2 separate regions of the Homo sapiens genome follow, and region 2 is linked to region 1. A link is an interaction called in ENCODE POLR2A ChIA-PET data of the cell type or tissue named here. Cell type or tissue: Caco-2. All regions are shown on one strand. Each heading gives the region's core, and the rest is flanking DNA. Links, peaks and the distances in the headings are about the cores only. Region 1 holds the start of MIR132 (microRNA 132). Region 2 overlaps SMYD4 (SET and MYND domain containing 4).

Region 1 (9,129 bases), core at 79-4,078:
TCTGTAAGGGAGGGTCTCACAGCCCTGCCCCAGCCCAGGCCCCTAACCCCCTCCTCAAGCCCTCATTGCTTCTGTAAGGGAGGGTCTCACAGCCCTGCCCCAGCCCAGGCCCCTAACCCCCTCCTCAAGCCCTCATTGCTTCTGTAAGGGAGGGTCTCACAGCCCTGCCCCAGCCCAGGCCCCTAACCCCCTCCTCAAGCCCTCATTGCTTCTGTAAGGGAGGGTCTCACAGCCCTGCCCCAGCCCAGGCCCCTAACCCCATCCTCAAGCCCTCATTGCTTCTGTAAGGGAGGGTCTCACAGCCCTGCCCCAGCCCAGGCCCCTAACCCCCTCCTCAAGCCCTCATTGCTTCTGTAAGGGAGGGTCTCACAGCCCTGCCCCAGCCCAGGCCCCTAACCCCCTCCTCAAGCCCTCATTGCTTCTGTAAGGGAGGGTCTCACAGCCCTGCCCCAGCCCAGGCAGGGTGAGGACCGCCTTGCCCTCCTGTGCACTTCACTCTTCGACCTTTCTCTCCCTGCCCCGCTCTTCCGGCCATGCCTTGCACAGCCCTCCCCATCCTGGTCCAGCTCCTCGTCTGAACACACTCCTCTCATTTAGACCCTTCCTCCATCTCGATGGAGCCAGGCTGGGCCAGGACCATGCATTTCCCCGCTCCCAACCAGGGGAACTGCCCCACAAGTCATGGGCTCTCCCTGCCAATTCTGGTCTCCGGGAACATTAACTTCTCCAGGAAACCGTCCTCCTCATCCCCTGGGGGCCCCTCTTGGCCAAGCTGCTGGTCTCCTTCACTCTCTATTACCCTAACGTGAGCTCTGGGAGCGTCCATCGTGCCACAAATGGTCCGAAGGTGGGTCCTGGATGCCAGGCTCTGGAGCGTGGCACTGACAGCCTTTCCTCTCTCCCTTGCTGAGGCTGCCCATTCCTCTCACCCCTACCTCTGGCGCGTTCCCCCAGCTCCCTCATAGAGGATCCCGTTGCTCATCATTTCTGGGGAGGTTGGCCCACCTTCCCCAACTTCTCTGCCGTCCCTCGGGTCTCCAGCTCCTGGGTGGTACCTGAATCCCCGCTGGGCCTTCCCTCCCAGGCCCAGGTTCCTCCGCTAAAGACTCCTGGGCTACTTTGGGCTCCCCTACTCTTCTTCTCCCGGCCCCCGACGCCACAGCCCTCGCTGCGCCCCAGGCCCCCACGGGAGTCCAGCTTCCTCTCCTGCCCACCCTGCAGGACGAGAGGGTGGCGACACCGCAGTGGCCTTGCGGGGTGTGACGGCAGAAACGTCAGGTCCAGGAACTGAGGAGGGGGAAGGGGCTGCCACGTGAAGACCCCCAGGAGCCGCGGGGCTCCGGAAGGAGAGCGTGAATAAGCTCGAAGGGCCCGCCGCGCCCCTCCGCGCCGCCTCCCCGGCCCCAGGCCCGCGGTTCCGGAAAGTTAACCCCTTGTCGGCTGGGCAGGGGCGCGGCTCCCCCTACCCCGCCGCCGCTTCCGCGCCCCCTCCTCCCCTCCCGGTCGCCTCGGTCCCCACCCCCCGCCTCGCCACTATAAATAGCCCCTTTTCCCATTTCCTAAATTCCCCGCTGACGTCGGCAGCGCGTCAGTGTGTAGGAGCCGCGGCCGCATGAATGAGCCGCCGCACGAGTACTACGCGCGCCTATAAAAGCCGCCGCGCCGGCCAGGCTGCGGGAGGCGACCGGGCAGTGGCGACGCGGCCCGCCAGGTAAGCGGGACGGACCAGCCGCGGAGGGACAGATGTGCGGACACGGACGGGAGGACGAGGAGGGGACGGGCAGGCGGCGGGTGGGGCGGCCCCTCCGGGGTGGGGATGGGGGCGGACGGGGGGCACCGGGGTCCCCTCGCGGCTGCGGAGCCGGGGCCAGAGACGACACGAGCCCGCGCAGCACCTGCCGGCGCCCGATGGACACGCAGCTACTTCGGAGGAGCATCGAGTGGAGGACCGACCTCGGAGACCCCCCCCCGGCTTTCTTGGGGCTCCTGCGCCATTCTCCCAGGAAAGTGAGGCGAAGGTGCTGGCGCCCCAGGAGACGCGCCCCCTCCTCTCCCTCCCTGCGGCGCGGTGACTCAGCCTCGCTGCCCGGGCCGGCTGAGCGGGGGTGCAGGCGAGAGACGGACGCCCACCCCCGCTTCCCCGGCCCTCCTGGGACCCCCGCCCCGCATGGCGTCGGGCGCCCCTTCCCGGCAGGTCCCGTCCAGCGGGTCCCGCGGCGCCCACGGCTTCCCGCCTCTGCGAGCGGAGCTGTCCTCTCAGGACCGGGGGGGCGGGGCCTCCCAGGTCCCGCCCCGCCCCCACGCCCCCGCCGGAAGTGCCCCCTCTGGGACATCTTTGACGTCACGGCCCTCTGACGTCAGGGGCCGCGTGCCTGGTCGCGAGCGCCGGGCGGGGCAGGGCGGGAGACGCAGGGGAGGCGGAGCAGCAGAGCCCCCAGCCGGGGCAGCCGGGGCGACCGGGGCACCCCGCCCGGACAGCGCGCCGGCACCTTGGCTCTAGACTGCTTACTGCCCGGGCCGCCCTCAGTAACAGTCTCCAGTCACGGCCACCGACGCCTGGCCCCGCCCCAGGACCGCGGCCCCGGCCGCCGCCGCCGCGCCCGGGGACCCCCAGTCCCCGTCCCTCAGGGCCCCGCCCCCGGCCCGCTGCCTGCGCCGCCGCTGTCCGCGGTGCTGATCAACGCAGGCGCCGCCATCGGGCCGCCCCGTCCGGGTCCCTAGGGGCTGCGAGGGGCGGTGGCCCACGCGCGCTCCTCAGCCCCCGCCGCCCCGCCCGCCCCCCCGCGGCCCTGACGTCAGCCCGCCCCGCGCCGGCGCCGTCCGCGCGCCCCGCCCCCGCGTCTCCAGGGCAACCGTGGCTTTCGATTGTTACTGTGGGAACTGGAGGTAACAGTCTACAGCCATGGTCGCCCCGCAGCACGCCCACGCGCCGCGCCACGCCGCGCCCCGAGCCGCGGGCTGGGGACGCGGAGCAGAAGGAGGCGGGGGCGGCGAGTCAAGATCCCACGTGCCCGCGCGGGTGGCAGGAGGTGCTGCGCAGGGAGGCGGCCTCCCGGGGCCGGCGGCTGAGTCCACCGAGGCTCGAGCGCGCGCGTCCTGCGGAGTGCGTCTGGCGGCCAGCCTGAGGCCGTCCTGTCCTCCCGGCCAAGGTATCCCAGCCAGGGCTCGGCGAGAGAAGGGGTCGGGCTGGGACTCGGGTTCTTTCGATTTCGGTGAGAGGGAAGCCACTGGGACCAGGAGGCTTGGAAGGAGGTTTGTCTCCTGGGGCCTGAAGACAGTAGAGGGAGGAAAGTTTTCTGAGATACTCCACAGCCCCGTTCTTCCAGGAACCCCTAGCTGAAGTGGGCATTGGGCGAAGAGTAAACTCTTGAATCTTTCCCTCTGAGCTAGGAGGATAAGAAGGGTCCCCAACCCTCTGGAAGCCAATGAGCTTGTAAAGTTAACCTGGTCCGCGAAGCGTCTGAACAGATCAGCCTGCTCACCTCAGCCTATCTCTAGGTGCTGGATTCCAATCTGAGACAGTTTCTCAAATTAGCCCTAAAGAGGAGTGAATACCACAGGGGCTGAAGTCCTCTGGTGCGGATGAAGTGTGAACAAGGATCTCTAAAAATATTATTGTATATGTCGCCTGCCTCTGCCAACATCACCCACTACAGGGGATGTCTATTGAATATCAGGTGTGAGACTTCCCCAGAGATAGTGTTGGGAATGGTTAATGCAACCCAGCCCACGACACGTTAATCCAATTTTTCTTAACGTCTCACGCCCCACCCCCTCCTTCACTCCCCACCCGGCTCCTTTGTGAAGTACTTCTAAGACACTCGTGCCGGTTTCCCAGTTAATCAACACCCACATGCTAGCCATCCCACCTCCCCAGGGCCCCGAGGTCTTGCAGATTAAAACGCACTTGCTTCTGGGTTCCAGGGGATGTCAGTGGGTGGACTGCAGTGGACTGCTGGGTGTAGTGCTCTGGGAAGCCAGAGGTCCAACCTGGCATTATCAGCAACTGGTGGTTAAGGGGCCATATTCTGTTTCTGAGCTTTCTGTAAAACGGGATAATAATCTCTTCTCCTCGGCAGGTGCACTGTGAGGATTAAATAGGATCATGTAAGTAAAAATCCAAAAACAGCAGAATGTTATTTTGATCTTAAGTATTCTGTTAGGCTACTACATGTTTGTGAAGGGGTGGTGTTGGGAGGGGACCCCAGCTCTGTGCACTTAGGCAGAATGAACGGGATGTGGGGGGTACACCTTGAGCTTTAGGCTATATATATTTATTGTCTAATATATATATAATCTATATTATATATATGTTATACATACATATACTTTTATTTTTTTTCTTCTGAGACAGTCTCGCTCTGTCGCCCAGGCTGGAGTGCAGTGGCACTATCTCGGCTCACTGCAACCTCCGCCTCCCGGGTTCACTCTGGGCCTGGGGCTGTTGAGAGGTTCCTTGCTAAGGGGGTTCTCTCTCCTAAGAGCTCTAGGAATCCAAGGTGGAATCAGAGGTGGAAAACAGAAATGGTTGGGATATTCTGAGAAGAGGTCAGAATGTGGTCAGAGGGGAAAGAACCAGAGGATTGACCGTACGTCAGGGTTGTTTAGCATCTTAGAAATCATTTAGGGCAGGGCACAGTGGCTCACGCCTGTAATCCCAGCACTTTGGGAGGCATAGGTGGGAGGATCTCTTGAGCCCAGGAGTTCGAGACCAGCCTGGGCAATACAATGCGACTCCCATCTCTACAAAAAAGAAAGAAAGGAAAGAAGAAAGGAAAGAAAAGAAAGAAAATTAGTTGTGCACACCTGTAGTCCCAGCTACTTGGGAAGTTGAGGTGGGAGGATTGCTTGAGGCTGGGAGGTTGAGGCTGCAGTGAGCTGTGATTGCACCACTGTACTCCAGCCTGGATGACAGAGTGAGACCCTGTCTCAAAAAAAAAAAATCATTATTTAGGGCTGGGAGACATGGCTCATGCCTGTAATCACACCATTTTGCGGGGCGGGGCAGAGGCTGGAGGACTGCTTGAGCCCAGAAATTCGAGACCAGCCTGGGCAACATAGTGAGACCCCATGTCTTAAAAAAAAAAAAGCCAGTGTGATAGGTGGCACCTGTAGTCTCAGCTAAGCTACTCAGGAGGCTGAAGCGGGAGGGTCACTTGAGCCGAAGAGGTCGAGGCTGCAGTGAGCCATGATCCTGCACCTGGTGACAGAGGTAGACCCTGTCTTAATAATAATCCAGCCTGGCCAATATGGTCAGACTCCGTCTCTACTAATAACACAAAAAATTAGCCAGCCATGGTGGTGCTTGCCAGTAATTCCAGCTGCTTGGGAGGCTGAGGCACTAGAATCACTTGAACCCAGGAGACGGAGGTGCAGTGAGCCGTGATCGTGCCACTGAACTCCAGCCTGGGTGGCTGAGTGACACTCCGTCTCAAATAATAATAATAATAATGGTACCTACCTCATGAAGTTGTGAGATTAAACATGAAGTTGTAAGGTTTAAGCTATATATATTTATTGCCTAATATATATAAAATATATATGTGTTATATATATATAATTTTATTTGTTTTTTTCTTCTGAGATGGAGTCTTGCTCTGTTGCCCAGGCTGAAGTGCAGTAGCATGATCTCGGCTCACTGCAACGTCCGCCTCCCAGGTTCAAGCAATTCTCCTGTCTCAGCCTCCTGAGTAGTTAGGACTACAGGTGTGTGCCACCACCCCCAGCCAATTTTTGTAGTTTGTTTTTTTTTCTTTTTTTTTGGAGACAGGGTCTAGCTCTGTCTCCCAGGCTGGAATACAGTGGCACAATCACAGCTTACTGCAGCCTCAAAACTCCTGGGCTCAAGTGATCCTCCCACCTGAGCCTCCCGAGTAGCTGGGACCACAGGTGCATGCCACCACACCCAGCTAACTTTTAAATTATTTGTAGAGAGGGGGTCTCACTATGTTTCCCAGGCTGGTTCTGAACTCCTGGGCTCAATTGATCCTCATGCCTTAGCCTCCCAAAGTGCTGGGATTATAGGCATGAGCAATCGCACCTGGCCCTAAATTAGGCCGCATTAAAGCTCTTGCTTATTACAATGTCTGGTATACAGTTATTACTCAATAAATGCTCTTCTGGCCGGGTGCAGTGGCTCACACCTGTAATCCCAACACTTTGGGAGGCTGAGGTGGGCGAATCACTTGAGATCAGGAGTTCAAGACCAGCCTGGCCAACATGGCGAAACCCTGTCTCTACTGAAAATGCAAAAATTAGCTGGGAGTGGTGATGCACACCTGTAATCCCAGCTACTCTGGAGGCTGAGGCAGGCGGATCGCTCGAACTCAGGAGGCGGAGGTCGCAGAGAGCGGAGACTGTACCACTGCACTCCAGCCTGGGTGACAGAGCGAGACTCCGTCTCAAATAAGTAAGTAAATAAATAAATGCTATTCCTATTTCTATCCTTCAGACCTAATTTTCCTTTGCTATAAATTGAAAATGTTTAAGCAGTGATTGTTCTGGGGAGCTTGCTCCCCTCCCTGGTGGGTTGCAAGAGAGTCACACTAGGGGTTTTTCAGATAACACACCCTCACCCGAGGCTTTCATTCAACCCCTAAGGCAGTGGCTTTTCAAATCCCTGCTTGGGAATGATGGGGGCAATTTGCCAAAATGCAGATTCCTGGGTCCCAGTGATTCTGACTCAGTACATCTGGAGTTGGCCCCAGAATTCAAGTTGGTTTTTTGAGATGGAGTCTCACTCTGTCACCCAGGCTGGAGTGCAGTGGCACAATTTCGGCTCACTGCAACCTCCGCCTCCTGGGTTCAAGCAATTCTCCTGCCTCAGCCTACCAAGTAGCTAGGATTACAGGTGCATGCCACCACGCCCAGCTACTTTTTTTTTTTTTTTTTTTTGAGACAGTTTCGCTCTCGTTGCCCAGGTTGGAGTGCAATAGCGTGATCTCGGCTTACCGCAACCTTTGCCTCCCAGGTTCAAGCAATTCTCCTGCTTCAGCCTTCCAAGTAGCTGGGATTACAGGCATGCGCCACCATGGTTGGCTAATTTTGTATTTTTAGTAGAGACAGAGTTTCTCTCTGTTGGTCTGGCTGGCCTCAAATTCCCAACCTCAGGTGATCTGCCCGCCTCCGCCTCCCAAAGTGCTGGGATTACAGGCATGAGCCACCACGCAGGGCCAGAATTCAGGTTTTAACCAATGTTCTGGATGTAAATGGTACACAGAATCTGCGTATTGGGGGTGGGGAGGGGCACAACCCCCTAAGAGTCTCTCTTGCTCCTGGACGGCATGATGGGAAGTGACCTGTTCCACTTGTCGAGAACTAGTGGACCCCATGTTTCCCTCTAGCTTGGACACTATGGTTCTCAGGAGGAATCCTCACCCCCGGCCAGGAGCCCTTCTCCTCCACCTACTACTGCTGGGCTCTACCTCCCCCACTTTTAATTTTAAGCCTTGGCTCAAAATTCACTCCCCAATATTTCTCCCCTTCTCTCTACTTTCGTCCTCAATAATCCCAAGCAGCTGGGGTGTACAAGTCGTTTTCACCTCTTGGGACCGTGCTAAAGGGGGCAGCCTATGATTACCATGAGGGTATGGGAGCCCTGAACTGCAAATCTATCATTTCCAGAGAAGCCAGAAATCTGAAATTTTCTGTGCAATTTCTGAAACTTTAAATCAGAATTTTTTCTAAAATTCAATGGGTCAGATACCACAGTCTGTGTAATCAATCCATTCCAAAGTCTCCTCCTTTTGCTAAAGGAGAAGATTCCTTAAAACAAGGCAGAAGCCAACTGAAGCAAGGGAGAACCACCTCCCACCCCTCCCCACACACACTTTCCACACCCAGTAACTAGGTCTCTGGGCGGATAATTCTGTTTTGTTTTGTTTTTTTTAATTTTGGACAGCTAATCTCTGTAGTGAGGAACCCAGAACTTTCGGTAATGTAAGGGATATTAGTCTGGTTGTCAGAAAAATGGGCTGGAGTATTTGTGCTGTGTCCCTGACCATAATTCCTGCTCAGTTGCTTAGCTCCCTGGCAACTATGTCTGAGGGCTAAACAGGAGTTGGTGTGATCTTCCAGAAAAAGAACAGGCTTCTTGTCTTGCAGAGGCAGGAAGTCAGAAAACAAGAGTGTGTGTGTGTGTGTCAGGGGGTGGGGGGTGTCAGGTGGCACTGGAAATGGGAGGGAACTCATTAAGAGTGGGCAATTGGCCAGGTGAGGTGGCTCACGCCTGTTAATTCCAGCACTTTGGGAGGCCAGGACAGGTGGATTGCTTGAGCTCGCAAGTTGGAGACCATCCGCACAACATGGTGAGACCCCTTCTCTACAACAAATACAAAAATTAGCCAGGCATGGTGATTTGCGCCTGCAGCCCCAGCTGCTTGGGAGGCTGAGGTGGGAGGATGGATGGCTTGAGCCCGGGAGGTGGAGGCTGTCAAGATTGTGCCACTGCACTCCAGCCTGGGTGATAGAGTCAGACCTTGTCTTTAAAAGTAAAGAAAACAAAAAAAGAGTGGGCAATCCTAGGTAGGTGCAGTGGCTCAGGCCTATAATCCTAGCACTTTGGGAGGCTGAGGCAGGTGGATTGTTTGAGCTAAAGAGTTTTGAGACCAGCCTGGGCAACGTGGCAAAACCCTATCTCTACAAAAAAATATAGAAATTAGCCAGGCGTGGTGGCGCATGCCTGTAACGCCACCTACTCAGGAGGCTGAGACAGAACTGCTTGAACCCAGGAGGCTGAGGTTGCAGTGAGCCAGGATCTTGGCCACTGCTCTCCAGCCTGGGTGACAGAGTGAGCCTGTCTCAAAAAAAAAAAAAAAAAGAGTGAGCAATCCTCAAAGTATCCAAGAACAACTACACGCCCCAAGGGGAAAACCAGCTGGATTGCTTAGGCCTTGGCTGTAGTCACTAAAGAATGGCATCAATCTCAGAAACCCTCAAGATGGGGTCAATTTAGGAAGAAGCTGTTTATTCTGTACTGTCTTTGGCCTCCACCTAAGGTCTGGCATCGACCCACCCTTCAGGCTCATAGTTCAGCGAGGTTAGAGCACTTAGGGAGAAGCAGGTAACACATCCAGGGTTTGAGAGAAGACCAGCACACAACTCTCAGTGATCTGGATAGAGGAAGACTAA
Region 2 (7,229 bases), core at 2,813-6,812, 230 kb after region 1:
GTGGCGTGATCTCGGCTCACTGCAAGCTCTGCCTCCTGGGTTCATGCCATTCTCCTGCCTCAGCCTCTCGAGTAGCTGGGACTACAGGCGCCTGCCACCACGCCCAGCTAATTTTATTTTATTATCTTTTTTTTTTTTTTTGTATTTTTAGTAGAGATGGAGTTTCACCACGTTAGCCAGGATGGTCTTGATCTCCTGACCTCATGATCCACCCGCCTCAGCCTCCCAAAGTGCTGGGATTACAGGCGTGAGCCACCGTGCCCGGCCAGCTTCTCAAGTTCTATAAAAAATGTTGTTGGGCTTTTGATTGGGAATGTGTTGGATTTATAGATTCACTTAAGGAGACCTGACATCTTTACAATATTAAATTTCCTAATCCAAATAAAGGGTATGTCCATTTCTTTAAGGCTTCTTCTATGTCCTTAAGTAAAGTTTTATAGTTTTCTTTATATAGGTCTTACACATTTCATGTTCGATTTATTCTTCTTGTAAGGTTTTTGTTGTTATTGTGAATAAGGCTTTTCCCCCCAATTACATTCTCTAATTGGTGATTGGTGGTGTAAATAAAAGGTAAGAGTTTTTAAATCATCTGACCGGGTGCAGTGGCTCACACCTGTAATCCCAGCATGTTGGGAGCCCAAGGCGGGTGGATCACCTGAGGTCAGGAGTTCAAGACCAGCCTGGGCAACGTGGTGAATGAAACCCTGTCTCTACTAAAAATACAAAAAATTAACTGGCCATGGTGGCGGGCACCTGTAATCCCAGCTGATACCATGGTGGGTTATGGTAGCCTCAGAATGAATTGGAGAGCTTCCCGCCTTTTTCTGTGCTCTGAAATAGCTTATATAATGTAGGAATTATGTGCTTCTTAAAGGCTAGTAGAAAAATTCTGTAAAACTATGTAGACCAGATGCCTTAGTGAAAATATTTTCCTTCCTTAGTTTAATTTTTTATCAGAATAATATGCATACATACTTTAAGAAATCAAATAGTGCTTCAAAACTTATCAGGAAAAACAGCAACTCCCTGTCCACTCTTCCCCATTCCTGATTCTTATTCCCCAGAGACAGCTACTTTAAATTAACTGTTTCTTCTGGCATTTAATTTTTTTTTTAACAGGTTGAGTCAGAGTCTCACTCTGTTACCCAGGCTGGAGTGCAGTGGCGCGATCTCTGTTCACTGCAACCTCTGCCTCCCAGGTTCAAGTGATTATCTTGCCTCAGTCTCCCGAGTAGCTGGGATTACAGGCATGCACTACTATATATGCCTAAAATATATAATTTTTATATTTTTAGTAGAGACAGGGTTTCACCATGTTGGCCAGGCTAGTCTCAAACTCCTGACCTCAAGGGATCCACCCGCCTCAGCCTCCCAAAGTGCTGGGGTTACAGGCATGAGCCATCACACCAGACCTTTTTTTTTTTTGAGACAGAATCTCACTCTGCCACCCAGGCTGGAGTGCAATGGCACGATCTGGGCTCACTGCAACCTCTGCCTCCCAGGTTCAAGCGATTCTCATGCCTCAGCCACCCAAGTAGCTAGGATTACAGGTGTGTGCCATCACACCCAGCTAATTTTTGTATATTTAGTAGAGATGGGGTTTCACCATGTTGGCCAGGCTGGTCTCAAACTCCCAACCTCAGGTGATCTGCCCACCTTGGTCTCCCAAAGTGCTGGGATTACAGGTGTGAGCCACTGTGCCCAGCCTTCTGACACGTAATTTATTATTTCTAAACATTGCAAATACTGCTCTTTCTTGAGTTTGTATAATTTTAGATGTAATTTTGCTCTCTTCTTCCCAACTCACAGGTATATACTTTGTTTTTTGTTTTTGTTTTTTTGAGACAGAGTTTCGCTCTTGTCACCCAGCCTGGAGTGCAATAGTGCCGTCTTGGCTCACAGCAGCCTCCGCCTCCTGGGTTGAAGCGATTCTCCTGCCTCCACCTCCCGAGTAGCTGGGATTACAGGCATGCACCACCGCGCCCAGCTAATTTTGTATTTTTAGTAGAGACGGGACTTCTCCATATTGGTCAGGCTGGTCTCAAACTCCTAACCTCATGTGATCCACCCTCCTCGGCCTCCCAAAGTGCTGGGATGACAGGCGTGAACCCCCTTGCCCGGCCTATACTTTGTTTTTCCCTCATTCCCTCATGATAACTGTTATATAACCAATAGAGTATTAAATTGATTGAACCAACATTCAATGCATACATTCTTATGTCTGTGTGAGTCTTGTTCACATGAACCGTGAAGGATGCTTTGAATTACATTTCCTTTCTTGTACTGCTCTCGTTTCCCCTGGGGTTAATAAATCACCTCCATTTTTGTTTGCTCTGTATGTCTCTCACTAATTCATACCCAGACCTCTCTCCTTAAAAACAAGTTAGCTCAAAGAGCTATTTGTAATTCTGTTCCATCACAATCTAAAGTAACCAAAAAAGATTTAAACTTCTGATCTCCACATGCATGCCTGTTAGGTAAAAATAGGAACTGGCCCTTTAAAGTTTAAAGCCAAGCACACACTTTTCTTTCTTGCCAATAGACATTCTTTGAGGAATGTTTTCCCACAAGAGATGCCTTTCATCTATTGAAAACCTTTTGAGACACACGACCTCCCACTGTCCACCCCTACCTCTCCACTCCTGCAATTAATAATCTCCCAGAGTGTTGTAGGAAATTCTTAATAGCTTCACTATCCACATTCACAGGCTTATTGTTTGTTTTTATTTTGTGCTGATTCAACTGGAATAACCTGTGTCAGAAAACAAGGACGTGCTCGAAGACTAATAGATTTATATAAAAAAGAGCGTAGGCCAGGTATGGTGACCCCATTCACACCTGTAATCCCAACACTTTGGGAGGCTTAGGCAAGAGGATCGCTGGAGCCCAGGAGTTTGAGACCAGCCTGGGCAACATAGTGAGACTGTGTCTCCACAAAAACATAAAAAGTTAGCTGGGCATGGTGTCACATGCCTGTAGCCATAGCTATTTGGGAGGCTGAGGTGGGAAAATTGCTTGAGCCCAGGATGTCGAGGCTGTCGTGAGCTATGATGGTACCACTGTCCTCCAGCCTGGGCAACAGAGCAAGACCCTGGATCAAAAACAACAAAAAAGAACATAGGAACCAGTCTGAAGAGGTTGTCACTGGCCAATATTAGCATAATTTGACCATGAAAAAGTATAATGGTGATAATAGTTTATGATAATAAATTGTTTAAGTCCATGGTGGTACTCTAAATATCCGAGTTTACTTTCTTAATTGACTTTTGGCCGGGCATGGTGGCTCATGCCTGTAATCCCAGCCCTTTGGGAAGCCAAGGCAGGTGGATCACCTGAGCTCAGGAGTTTGAGACCAGCCTGGCCAACATGGCAAAACCCCATCTCTACTAAAAATGCAAAAATTAGCTGGGCGTGGTGTCAGGTGCCTGTAATCCCAGGTACTTGGGAGGCTGAGGCAGAAGAATTGCTTGAACCCCAGAGGCGAAGGTTGCAGTGAACCAGGATCGTGCCACTGCACTCCAGCCTGGGAAACAGAGTGAGACTCTGTCTCAAAACAAACAAAAATAAGTAAATACATATTATGTCTGTGTAAATATTGCTCACATGAAACAAGTAAAAGAAGGAAAAGGAGAAAGTTTGTCTTTACCAAAGATTGCCAGCTAATAAATTTAGAAATAATGGTAGAATTAGAAAAATCGCCATTTTGTAACCCCTAGTGTGATGGAATGATTCTGGCAATTATCAGTAGATGCGCAAACCTTTAGAAGTAACATCACTGGGAAACAGGCTCTTCACATGATCTCAAAGTATGGCCCTATAGAGTATTTAAGTACAAGGGAAAGGTGTCTTTACATTGCAGAGATTCAGCAATTGCCACATTAAGTAAGTGACCAAACTTAGCTTCCATAATACTGGGGAGACATTATATGTCTCCTGATTTGAGGCAACAAGAAGTATATAGATTTAACTATGTAGTCATTTTGTTTGTTTGTTTGTTCTGAGACGTAGTCTCTCTCTGTCTCCCAGGCTGGAGTGCAGTGGCACAATCTCTGCTCACTGCAACCTCTGCCTCCCGTATTCAAGCGATTCTCCTGCCTCGGCCTCCTGGGTAGCTGGGATTACAGGCATGCACCACTGTGCCTGGCTAATTTTTGTATTTTTAGTAGAGACGGGGTTTCACCATGTTGCCCAGGGTGGTCTCGAACTCCTGACCTCAGGTGATTCGCCTGCCTCGGCCTCCCTAAGTGCTGGGATTACAGGTGTGAGCCACCACACCCAGCCGTATTCTTAATAAAAATTGTTTAATGTGAATCTAACCATGAGGAAACAATGAAGCGAAACCAGAATGTGAAACGTTTTTCTGGTGTTGAATCTTTAAAAAAAATTACTCATTAAAAAAATTGTAATTGGCCAGGTGCAGTGGCTCACACCTATAATCCCAGCACTTTGGGAGGCTGAAGCAGGTGGGTCCCTTGAGCCCAGGAGTTTGAGGCCAGCCTGGGCAACATAGCGAGACCCCATCTCTATTTTATAAAAATAAAAAGTAATTTAGCCACGCATGATAGTACGTGCCTATAGTCCCAGCTACTCGGGAGGCTGAGGCAGGAGGTAGAGGTTGCAGTGAGCAGAGGTCGTACCACTGCACTCCAGCCTGAGCAATGGAAGTGAGACCTGTCTCGAAAAAAAAATTAAAAATAAATTTAAAAATTATACCACTATCTAAAAAGAGGCTAAAGAGAAATAACTAAATTCAATACATGAGAACGTTGATCTTGGATTGGTTAGGGTGAGAAAAAGATACAACAGACATATTAGGAATAATTGGTAACATTTACATTTAAATAATATTTGAATTACTGTTAATTTTTTAGTGATAATGATATTATAGTAATATAGGAGAATGTCCTTATTTTTAAAGCAGAGGCCTGCGAATATTTAGAGGTGAACATCCATGATGCCTGTACTTACTTTCAAATGGCTTAGAGAAAAAATGATGCATATGTGGATATGTCCCAGGTATTAAGCGATTATGTCCAATCTCAGTAATCTGCACTCTACTTTGGAGCCAGAGCTGGGACTTTCTCCTTCGCCAGTTAGCTCCATGAAAGGCTTTACATCCCCAGAGTTCTAGAGAGAGATGGCAAGGCTGGAGAAAGAAAAAATGTGTTTTTTTTCTGTCTGTATCCTAATGACAAGCTACATGCAAAAGGCTGAAGTTGTGCCTTCATATACAAAAATTAATTCAAAATGGATCAGAGACCTAAAGTTAAGAGCTAAGATTGTAAACAACTTTTTTTTTTTTTTTTTTTGAGACAGAGTCTTGCTCCATCGCCCAGGCTGGAGTGCAGTGGCACGATCTCGGCTCACTGCAAGCTCCGCCTCCCGGGTTCACGCCATTCTCCTGCCTCAGCCTCCCGAGTAGCTGGGACTACAGGCACCCGCCACCACGCCTGGCTAATTTTTTGTATTTTTAGTAGAGACGGGGTTTCACCATGTTAGCCAGGATGGTCTCAATCTCCTGACCTCGTGATCCGCCCACCTCGGCCTCCCAAAGTTCTGGGGCGTGATCCACTGTGCCCGGCCAATTGTAAACTTCTTAAAAGAAAACATAGGGGAAAATCTTGACATTGGATTTAGCAGTTATTTCTTGCATATGACACCAAAAGCACAGGCAACAACAAAAAAAATAAACTGTACTTTATCAAAATTAAAACTTTTAGGCTGGGCATGGTGGCTCACAGCTGTAATCCCACCACTCTTTTGAGAGGCCAAGGCGGAAGGATCACTTGAGCCCAGGAGTTCGAGACCAGCCTGGGCAACAAGTGAGACCCCGTCTCTACAAATAATATAGCCAGGCATGGTGGCGCATGCCTGGAGCCCCAGCTACTCAGGAAGCTGAGGTGGGAGGATTACTTGAGCCTGGGAGGTCAGTCAAGGCTGGAGTGAGCCATGACCAAGCCAACTACACTCCAGCCTGGGCGACAGAGCAAGACCTTGTCTCAAAAAAAAACAGTTTTAGGCCAGGCGCGGTGGCTCACGCCTGTAATCCCAGCACTTTGGGAGGCTGAGGTAGGCAAATCAGTTGAGGCCTGGAGTTTGAGACCAGCCTGGCCAACATGGTGAAACCCTGTCTCTACTAAAAATACAAAAATTAGCCAGGCGTGGTGGTGCGTGCCTGTAATCCCGGCTACTCGGGAGGCTGAGGCAGGAGAATCACTTGAACCCGGGAGGCGGAGGTTGCAGTGGCCGAGAAACTGAACTTCTGCCTGGGCGACAGAGTGAGACTGTCTTAAAAAAAAAAAAAAAAGGTTTTGTGCACCAAGGACAGTATCAAGAGAGTGAAAGGATAACCCACAGAATGGGAGAAACTATTTGCAAATCATGTATCAGATAAGAAATTAATATCCGAAATATATAAAGAACTCCTACAACTCAATAACAAAAAAATCAGATTAAAAATAGGCAAAGGACTTGACTCATTTCTCCAAAGAAGATACACAAATAGCCAGTAGACACACGAAAAGATGTTCAACATCATTCATAATCAGAGAAACACACACCAAAACCACAGTGAGAGATCACTTCACACACCTACAAAAAGGCCATAGTGTGCGATCATTGTGCCTGTAGCTAGACTGTGCCTGTTGCCCAGGTTAGAGTGCAGAATAGCTACTGCCCTCCAGCCTGGGCGACAAAGGGAGACTCCATCTCTTAAAAAAAAATTTTTTTTTTTTTTGAGACAGAGTCTCGCTTTGTCGCCCAGGGTGGAGTGCCGTGGTGTGCTCTCGGCTCACTGCAACCTCCGCCTCCTGGGTTCAAGTGATTCTCTTGCCTCAGTCCCCCGAGTAGCTGGGATTACACACACGCACCACCACACCTGGCTACTTTTTTGTATTTTTGGTAGAGACGGGGGTTTCACCTTGTTAGCCAGGACGGTCTCAATCTCCTGACCTCGTGATCCACCCGCCTCGGCCTCCCAAAGTGCTGGGATTACAGGCGTGAGCCACCGCGCCTGGCCAAAAAAAAATTTTTTTAAATAAGCAAAATTCTGGTTTATACTACAACATGATGTACCTTGAAAACTTTTTGCTAAGTGAAATAAGTTAGACACAAAAGGAAAAGTAATGTATGATTACATTTACATGAAATACCTGGAATAAGTAAATTCACAGAGGCAGAAAGCAGAATGGAGTTTGCCAGGGGATGTGGAGAGGGAGGAATGAGGAGTT

Evidence for each region. Peaks named below come from ENCODE experiments on the same cell type or tissue, not always from the same donor. Only the 100,000 strongest peaks of a DNase experiment are listed, where the experiment ranks them.
Region 2: POLR2A ChIA-PET joins it to region 1 with 6 read pairs; 2 of 35 experiments call an interaction of 5 or more read pairs at or near these places.

The regions. Positions count from the first base shown.
Region 1 is chr17:2,043,709-2,052,837 of GRCh38, reverse strand. It overlaps MIR132 (microRNA 132), which reads left to right and starts at 2,830; the gene lies at 2,830-2,930. MIR212 (microRNA 212) reads left to right here and starts at 2,458; the gene lies at 2,458-2,567. LOC124903896 (a long non-coding RNA gene) reads left to right here and starts at 2,889. Exons shown (of 2, transcript XR_007065576.1): 1 at 2,889-3,677; 2 at 4,080-4,131. It overlaps DPH1 (diphthamide biosynthesis 1), which reads right to left. Exons shown (of 13, transcript NM_001383.6): 13 at 8,940-9,129. RefSeq lists an enhancer at 734-1,629 and silencers at 2,175-2,324, 2,335-3,134. In Caco-2, for the core only: no CTCF peak of the experiment used is centred there; DNase peaks (open chromatin) are centred at 2,357, 2,787 and 3,164; H3K4me3 peaks cover 2,479 bases.
Region 2 is chr17:1,816,127-1,823,355 of GRCh38, reverse strand. The region is part of intron 2 of SMYD4 (SET and MYND domain containing 4); the gene reads left to right. Among named protein-coding and RNA genes, the nearest start is that of SMYD4, 10 kb to the left of the region's middle. In Caco-2, for the core only: no CTCF peak of the experiment used is centred there; no DNase peak of the experiment used is centred there.